Linked DNA regions of Homo sapiens: region 2 is linked to region 1. A link is an interaction called in ENCODE POLR2A ChIA-PET data of the cell type or tissue named here. Cell type or tissue: CD4-positive, alpha-beta T cell. All regions are shown on one strand. Each heading gives the region's core, and the rest is flanking DNA. Links, peaks and the distances in the headings are about the cores only. Region 1 has its middle 56 kb from the start of LINC02513. Region 2 holds the start of LOC105374408 (a long non-coding RNA gene).

Evidence for each region. Peaks named below come from ENCODE experiments on the same cell type or tissue, not always from the same donor. Only the 100,000 strongest peaks of a DNase experiment are listed, where the experiment ranks them.
Region 2: POLR2A ChIA-PET joins it to region 1 with 7 read pairs; 4 of 35 experiments call an interaction of 5 or more read pairs at or near these places.

What each region holds. Positions count from the first base shown.
Region 1 is chr4:38,308,380-38,312,770 of GRCh38, forward strand. No RefSeq gene overlaps it. Among named protein-coding and RNA genes, the nearest start is that of LINC02513, 56 kb to the right of the region's middle. RefSeq lists enhancers at 2,026-2,155, 2,166-2,325. In CD4-positive, alpha-beta T cell, for the core only: no CTCF peak of the experiment used is centred there; a DNase peak (open chromatin) is centred at 2,222; H3K4me3 peaks cover 757 bases; H3K27ac peaks cover 572 bases.
Region 2 is chr4:38,240,659-38,245,049 of GRCh38, forward strand. It overlaps LOC105374408 (a long non-coding RNA gene), which reads right to left and starts at 2,797. Exons shown (of 2, transcript XR_925214.3): 1 at 2,686-2,797. RefSeq lists enhancers at 2,578-3,079, 2,721-2,890 and a silencer at 3,856-4,053. In CD4-positive, alpha-beta T cell, for the core only: no CTCF peak of the experiment used is centred there; no DNase peak of the experiment used is centred there.

The DNA.
Region 1 (4,391 bases), core at 183-4,182:
TTTTTGAGTAAAAACTCAATTGATATATGTTTGTATCTTTAAAAACAAATTATTTTGGAAATCCTGAAGCCTGTATAAAAGTAGAGAGGAGAGCGTGATGAGACCCCACTTACCCACTACTCAACCTCAGCAATTATCAACTCATGGCCAATCTTTTATTGTATCTCTCCTCATTCACCTCCTCCTGGCTCTTGAAATATATTAAAACAAATATAAGAAATCATATATTCTCATCCATAAATATTCCAGAATGCATCTCTAAAAGACAAGGACTTCTTTTTATTACACTTGATCTTAGTCAAAAGACCAAGAAGCGATGACAAGGACTTCTTTTAAAAAGCATAGCCATAGCCATAGCTACAACATCACCATCACACCTTAAAAAAGAGAAAAATTCCTGAATTTAATCAAATATCCAGACAGCATTTCAGTTTCTCTGACTGTCTCAAAAACGTTTTGAGGGATTTTCTCCCCAAATAGAATCCAAGTAAGATCACTGTAGTTGTTCTGTTTTCATCTACATGTCCCCTCCCCTCCCTTTTCCCCCTTCAAAGTCGAGAGAAAACAGGTCCTTTGTCCTACCAAGTGTTCCACACTCTGAATTTTGCTGATTTTTGTCTCCTTTGATGTCATTTAAACCATTTCTCTGTCTCTCTCCTGCATTTCTTATAAATTGGGAGGCATAAATAGAGGTACAATCTGACTCAGGTTTTGATTTTTTTGTCATTAGTCATAGGCAGTGTCATAGGCAGTGGTGTGATAATCCCACCAGGAGTACATACCGTCTGGTTATGTCTGTTTCTGTAATGTTAATATCTCTTGCCTGATCCTTTATTTTATGGGGATGCTATTCTACTATTCCTGCTTCGTTCGTTATGTGGAATATTTCCATTAAAGGAAATTTGTCCTCATCAACTCTTTAGTTACCCTAAATTTTGCACAGTAAAAGCAGGAAAAATGCTTGGTTATTTTCTATTTACCAGTTTTCAGCGAAATGAGCTATTTCCTAGCTTCTCTAAACGTGTCCGATGAGGGTTTTTTTCCTGAGTAATTTTAAACCTGTAACTTCACAAATATTGATGTGCTTCAGTCTACTGCAGTTATTGATGCTTGAACTGTATTATCTTTACCTGGGTAAACAGAACTTCCTCCATTTAGTTATTGGGTACTTGTAACACTACCCCATCATATTCTAGGCTCAACCTGTTCTATGTAATATTTTTAATGATATCTCTCCATATTATCTTTTGTTCTATTTTTCAACTAGCTGACAAACAGCTAGGAGGCGTGGCTGTTGAGGCTTCCTGGATTCATCTTCCAGCTTTTACATTTTCTGCTACATGACTTGGGCAAGTTATTTAACTTAGCTCTGCAACAATTCCTTCATCTATAAAATGGGAATCATAATAATTGTACTTACCACAAGTTGTTAATAGAAGGATAAACTGAATTAATGTATGTAAAAACACTGAGCACAGTACCTCACACACAGCAAAAACTCAACAAATAGTAGTTATTTTCATTAGGTTTAATAAGACTGCTTTAGTGTGTCCTCTTTCTAAATTTTTCTAAGCATTATTGACACAGTTGTGATTATAATTTACATTTATTTGCTTCCTGACATTTTTTCTTGTAACAACATACACATTATATATGTTCCAACAAACATTTCAGAAACACAAATTCCAAAAATGCTGTAAAACTCTATTATGTGGTAAATACCATAATTTACCTAACCTACAAGCTCTCCCATAAAGACAGCTAATTTCCAACTTTCCCTAGTATTAATACAAATAACGCAGTAGTGACTATCTTTGTGGACAGAGGTTTTTGTTTTTCTTCTACATTTAGCATTATTTCTTTACTACAAATTTCCAAAAGCGAAATGACTAAGTTTTGACCAAATTTATTTCCCCATGGTTTGTAATCGATTCACATTTACGTTTTTAGTGTGGACTGAAAAATGTTTATCCACTGCCAATTATTTTTCATGCTCTTTTATACAATCCGATGACAAAATCAAGCCATTGAAATTGGTCAGCGCTATTGAAAAAATGGTGTAGTATGGTCACAGTCTCCTAGCAGTCTATGTACAGCAATGTCAGCCTAGCTTCGTTGAGTCAAACCAGGGAGATGGAGGGAAATTTTGGCTGCCACAGCCTTGAGTGCGGTGAAAAAAGAAAAAAAAGAAAGAAAAAGAAAACCAGCACTCTGAGTAATCTAGTAATTGGGTTCTGCCCTCTCATGAGCTGACAGGAGACCACAATCACGTGAAACAACCACCAAAGATGGTAACAGCTCAGCAAGAGTGACTTGGGCTTAACAGGTGCAGAGTCCTGGCTTGGAAAGGGAGCTTGGCTTACCAGGGCTCTGCTGCACTCTTGAACCTGGCTGCAGGGGTATGAAAGGGGCTGAAATCTGGCCCAACCCCTGCCAAGCAGTGAAGCTTAGTGTGGATATTACCCTTCCAGAAGGATCCTCCCAGAAAGAGCAGATTTTTGCCACTCATCTACCCAGGAGAGGTGCTACTTTCGAATTCACACAAAGGCTGTGTGTGCCACATAGGTTCCTGACATTCCTTTGAGTGAGAAGCCTTGATCTGACAGGAAGACAGCTAGAGAGTGCTTAACTGTTGCTTCTCCAGAGTCAATTCCTTGTGGAAACTTTCTGTCCCTGCACCTGTGAAATGTGCTTAATGGATTTTGGAGACCTACGGTAAGATGGAAGATGATAGTCCTCAAAGGCCAGGAATCCCAAGGTGTATTACTTGAGCCACTCCTAAACCCAACAAAATTTCCCTTCTAAATTGCTATCCGCTCCCAAATAAGTATCTTAATTTAGCTAATTTTGTAGCCTAATGGTGAAGCTACAGACGCTAAATGAGAAAAGCCTGGATTAGAATTCTGCCTTCACTAAAATAATATCTGTGTGATCTCACATTCCTCCTTATCTGCAGATTCAGGAAATAGAAGCACCTGCTTTCCACTTTTCAGGGTTGTTTTGAGGACTAAATGAGTCACTGTGCATAAAGTATTTGGTGTGTTTTAAGTATTCCATAAAGGTGGGCTCTCACTGTTATTGTGCATTTGAGCCACCTTTGCCTCCTACCCCTTGTTTTGGGTAGGGAGTGGGTTTCTTCCTCTTGTGATGGGAATATTTCCATTTACCTGTGTTATACAGTCTTGGTTCTGGGGTTTGCATGCTGAGTGTAGCAGGAAGGGAGGAGGAAGCACTTACTTCTAAAGGGCACAGAATAGTTGCCACCTTCGTTAGCTATTCCTTTTCTATTTCCTATTCACCCAAGAGGAATTCCATGCATCTCCTCGGGCGTCTAGCACCGCCAGCGAGCAAGAACACACACCTCATTCCCTCCGATTAAAATGAGTAAGGCAAAGGGATGAAATGTTCCTTTCGGCACTCACTCAGGTAAATTGGTTCTCAGTGTTTAAAAGGAGAGAGGGGGAACAAGAATGATGCTCTGTGCCAGAGTTCTGTGTTAAGTGCTTCCAGTCCTCTGGCAAAAGCAGACTGTGCATAGCCCCACCCAGGCTTGAGGAGACTTCTCCCCACAGCATCTGTTTAAAATAAAAATATTGCCGTATGTCAGAGGAAGGTTTGAACCTTCCCACTGCTCCTCTCTTGCTCCTTCTGTCATAATGGAGGTAGAAGATTTAATGACAACCTTCCATTCCAAGGAGGAGAGACTAGATTCAAATCCTGTGATGGGGAGGAAGGACAGGAACCTAGAGGCAGAATATTGAATTCCAGGCCTTGTTCTGTCCTTTATTAGCTTTGTGAGCTTGGAACAGAGACTTCATCTTCTAGAAAGAAGTAATCTTAAGCTTAGGGTCCTTGATTGTGTCTTGCTTATGAGGTATCTTTGCCAAACAATTCAATGTGATTCTAATCAGACCACTAGATCTAACTACCAGTTTACAGAAAATACAGGGAATGGAGGAACATGTTAAATGACACCACAGTGATATAATCAGCAAAATCTAAAAGGTGAGAAATTTACAGGGCAAATCACTCTCTTTCTTTAACAAGAGAATGTCAGGGAGACAAGGAGGCCTATATAGCTGATAGAGATTTAAGAGAGTTGATCAAATGCAATGTGTGAACTGCTTTTTCTTCCAATGCAAACAAAGCAACTGTAGAAATACATTTACAGGAAATCTGAGACATTTGAAAGGGTTTGGATGTTTGATGACTTGAAAAATTACTGTTATTTTCTTTGGAAGTAACACTGGTAGTGCCATTGTGAAAGTTCTTCTTGGAGATACATACTAAAGTATGTATGGATAATAACAGAATAATATGATACAGAAATAGTATGTGTGCCATTTACTTCAAAATAATTTAGTAATAGAAGACAGATAGGGAGAGCGATG
Region 2 (4,391 bases), core at 319-4,318, 68 kb before region 1:
CTGTGTGGGTCTATTTATGGAAGCCCTATCCTGCTGCATTGATCCGCATGCCTATTCTTATGCCAATACCAGGTTCTCTTGATTACTGATTTTAAGTCTTGAAATCTTATACTGTAAGTCTCTGATGTTGCTCTTCTTTTAAAAAATTGTCTTGGCCATCTTAGATCTCTTGTATTTTACTTCCATATAAGTGTCATAATTGGCTTGTTAATTCCTAAAAAATGGCTACCTGGACATTGATATTTTGTTGAATGTGTAGATCAGTTTGGGTAACTGACAACACTATTGAGTCTTCCAATTCATGAGCATGCTATGTTTTACATTTGTCCAGTTTCTCCTTGACTTTTGTCAGTAAATGTTTGTAGTTCTCATTGTACCAGTCTTGCACATATTTTGTTAAAATTATTTCAAAATATATCATGTTTTTGGTGATATTGTAAGTTGATTGCTTTCCTTCCATTGCCAGTTTTTTGGGTTTTTTTTTTTTTTTGAGACAGAGTTTCACTCTTGTCACCCAGGCTGGAGGGCAGTGGCACGATCTCAGCTCACTGTAACCTCCGCCTCCCGGGATTCAAGTGACTCTCCTGTCTCAGCCTTCCGAGTAGCTGGGATTACAGGTGCCTGCCACCACACCCAGCTAATTTTTGTATTTTTAGTAGAGATGGAGTTTCACCATGTCGGGCAGGCTGGTCTCGAACTCCTGACCTCAGGCGATCTGCCTGCCTCAGCCTCCCAAAGTGCTGGGATTACAGGCATGAGCTACCACGCCCGGTTCGCCAGTTGTTTTTTGATAGTATATAGAAACACCATTTTTATGTTGACCTCACACCCTGGGGCTTTGCTAAACTCAAGTATTAGTTCTGGGAACTTTTAAACAATAGACTCCTTAGGAGTTTTTAGAAACATGGTCATGTTATCTGCAAATAAAGAAAATTTTACTTTCTTCCTTTCCATTCTTGATGTATTTTATTTTATTTTGGCCTTATTAAACTGGTTAGTGTAATTCCTGATCTTAAAAGGAAAGCATTTAAACTTAAAGAGTGTCTAACATGCCAGGCACGGTGACTCATGTCTGTAATCCCAGCACTTTGGGAGGCTGAGGCGGGTGGATCACCTGGAGTTTGAGACCAGCCTGACCCTGATCAACATGGTGAAACCCTGTCTCTACTAAAATACAAAATTTAGCCAGGCATAGTGGCAGGGGCCTGTAATCTCAGCTTCTTGGGAGGGTGAGGCAGAAGAATTGTTTGAACCCAGGAGGCAGAGGTGGCAGTGAGCTGAGATCACGCCATTGCACTCCAGCCTGGGCAACAGAAGTGAAACTCCATCTCAAAACAAACCAACAAAAAAAAGTGCCTAACACACTGATGCTTCCAGGGAGGTGTTACATGGGGCTCCAAGAATGTCAACCATGTCCCCCTTCTTCATGGCTGACTTTGAACCAGGCCATTGTCATTTCTCCACTAAACTTTCCCTATAGCTTCCTACCTTTTCTCCCTACTTCACTCCACCCCCAGCCCTAGCTCCACTCCCAAGTCTATTCTCCATTCAGCAGCCACATTATCCTTTTAAGACACAAGTCAAACATCACCATAAGGACTCCTCCTCTTTTTCCCCCATCAGCCTCACTTTGTCTCCTTGGCTGAATCCCTCCACACCCCTATTTTAATGCCGTGTCTTGACTCACCTTCCCAGGGCGTGACATGCCTGCTCACGAATACTAGATTCATGGATCTTGATCTTCCTCTCTTAGCTCCTTCTGAACTAAACTCAACGAATTAAACTCAATTTGCACAGTAAAGTTGCTGAAAGGAGCTCTTAGAACCTCAGAATGTCTGGATCTTGGTGACCATGTGTAGAGAAGTCTAGGAAGGCTGGTAGGTTTGCCAAGTCTAGGAAGACAGACATTCCCTAGGGCTTTGCTCTGAAAACCCTGAGTAATATGAGTGTCTCCTAAGGTGAGCGATAATGACTTTTTACCTTTCTTGCAGGTCCTTAATTAGGGACTCCATAACAGACGCATCGTGTTAAATGGGACAGGAATTCCATTAGAGGAGAGAATGAGTAGGAAACTCCTTGGCCAGGACACAATGTTCAATCAGTTTTATGTTTGCAATAATGTCTTTGCCCCTGAAGACTGTATCCATCATCCAGTAGCTTTTGGTGAAAAACATCTTAAATAAACAGGAAGGCCTTGTCCTCCCCAGGCATCATCAATCACTCTGGCAGTCAATCAATCAGCAAAAGCTTTCTGGGGACCTATCACTCCCTGGCATTGTGGAAAGTGCTTTCACATGCCTTATCTTTTTTATTATCCTCAGGTGGGTAGGACAGATGTCACCCTCTTTCAGGCAGGAATCTGAGAGGCTGAGTGGCATGAGATCACATGGCTTGCCAAGGACAGACTTGGGGCTGGAACCCAGTTTCCTGATCATCTCTGCACCCAGGTGGAGTCCCAGTGCACCATGCTCTCCGCCATCAGAGGCTCTTTTTCTTTAAAAACAATGACTTGTGCTTTGAGGTCGCTGTAGATACCATCTTAAAGAGACTCTCTCACTCAACACATAATCAACTACAGCAGGAAAAGCCTGGGGCGGCCACCACCTACTGCAGAGAGAGACACACACAGAGAGAGAGAGAGAGAGACAGAGAGAGAGGACGGGAAGTAGGAAGTGGGGGGCTCACCAGCAGCTATGGAAGAGAAATAAAGGGAGACCATCTCTAGGGCTTGTCAGCTTTCAGGCAGCTGTATTCTTCCCAGCTCCTTTCTAATCAGTACGTCCTCTTCTAAAGGGTGGTTCCCACCACTCCTCCCGCTCTGCCTCTCTTAGGGAGCCCTTTAAAGCAGACGCTTAAGCTAAATAAACACACAAGTGAAACAAGCCAGGGCTGTGGCTGTGAAGGATGTAGCCAGTGAGCTCAGTGGACTTGGGCAAGTGTGTGTGTTTGTGTGTGTGTGTGCTGTGTGTGTGTTTGTGTGTGTATGGTGTGTGTGGTGTGTGTTTGTGGTGCGTGTGTGGTGTGTGTGCATGTGTTTGTGTGTGTGGTGTGTGTGGTGTGTGTGTGTGTGGTGTGTGTGTGGGGTATGTGTGTGGGGTGTGTGTTTGTGTGTGTGGTGTGTGTTTGTGTGTATGGTGTGTGTTTATGTGTGTGGTGTGTGTTTGTGTGGTGTGTGTGAGTGGAGTGTGTGTGTGGTGTGTTTGTGTTTGTGTGTTTGTGGTGTGTGTGTGGTGTGTGTTTGTGTGGTGTATGCTTATGTGTGTGGTGTGTGTGGTGTGTGTTTGTGTGGTGTGTGTGTGTGTTTGTGTGGTGTGTGTTTATGTGTGTGGTGTGTGTGGGGTGTGTGTTTGTGTGGGGTGTGTGTGTGGTGTGTTTGTATGTGTGCGCGCCAATATGAGGGGAAGGGTAGTGGGGACTCCTGGGCCCCCAGCCCTTTGCCCCTCTCTCCTGTGTTCTATTCCCTGGGCCTCTTTGTTTCTTGTGTCTTTCAAGCACCCATCACATGCCTTGATAGGTCACTGCTGCTCACCTTCATCCTGCTGTGTTTCCATTTGTGTCTGCCTTCCAGCCCTCCTGCCCTCCTGCCCTCCCTTCCTCCACTTCTCTTTTTTTTTTTTTTTAATTTTGAGATAGAGTGTCGCTCCGTCGCCCAGGCTGGAGTGCAGTGGTGCGATCTCAGCTCACTGCAACCTCCGACTCCCTGGTTCAAACGATTCTCCTGCCTCAGCCTCACGAGTAGCTGGGATTACAGGCGCCTGCTACTATGCCCGGCTAATTTTTGTATTTTTAGTAGAGACGGGGTTTCACCATGTTGGTTATGCTGGTCTGGAACTCCTGACCTCGTAATCCACCCACCTCGGCCCCTCAGAGTGCTGGGATTATAGGCGTGAGCCACCGCGCCCGGCCCCCTCCTCCTTCCCTTGCTTCCACTTTCAGTTGGGTAGATCTTTCTGTGATCTTAGAAAACACGTGTTTAGCTGATGGACAGTAGGAAGAGTGTGGGCCACGGAGCCTGAATTTGAGCCTCTCAGAGCTCAGTTCCTCATGTATAAAATGGGGTTGACTATCGTACTACGTTAAAAGCTGTTGGGAAGATTAAATAAATAGCACGCGTTGGATGCATGGAACAGTGTCCGACTCCCTCAGGACTCCGTAAGGTTGAACATTCGCACAATTGCAGGATTCCCCATTAGCAAGGCACCAGAGGCAAGCAGGTGTGGGTCCTGCTTTGATCCCTGGATTCCTAGACCCCTAAAGCTCAGGCTTTATCACAGTATACAAATGCCATTTTCTGTTTGGTCCTTTTTTTTGCTTATCTTACTCTAGAACTGTTGGACCACATAAATAATTTACCGAATAGGGGACAGAGGAGACACCTAGAAAGATTTGGG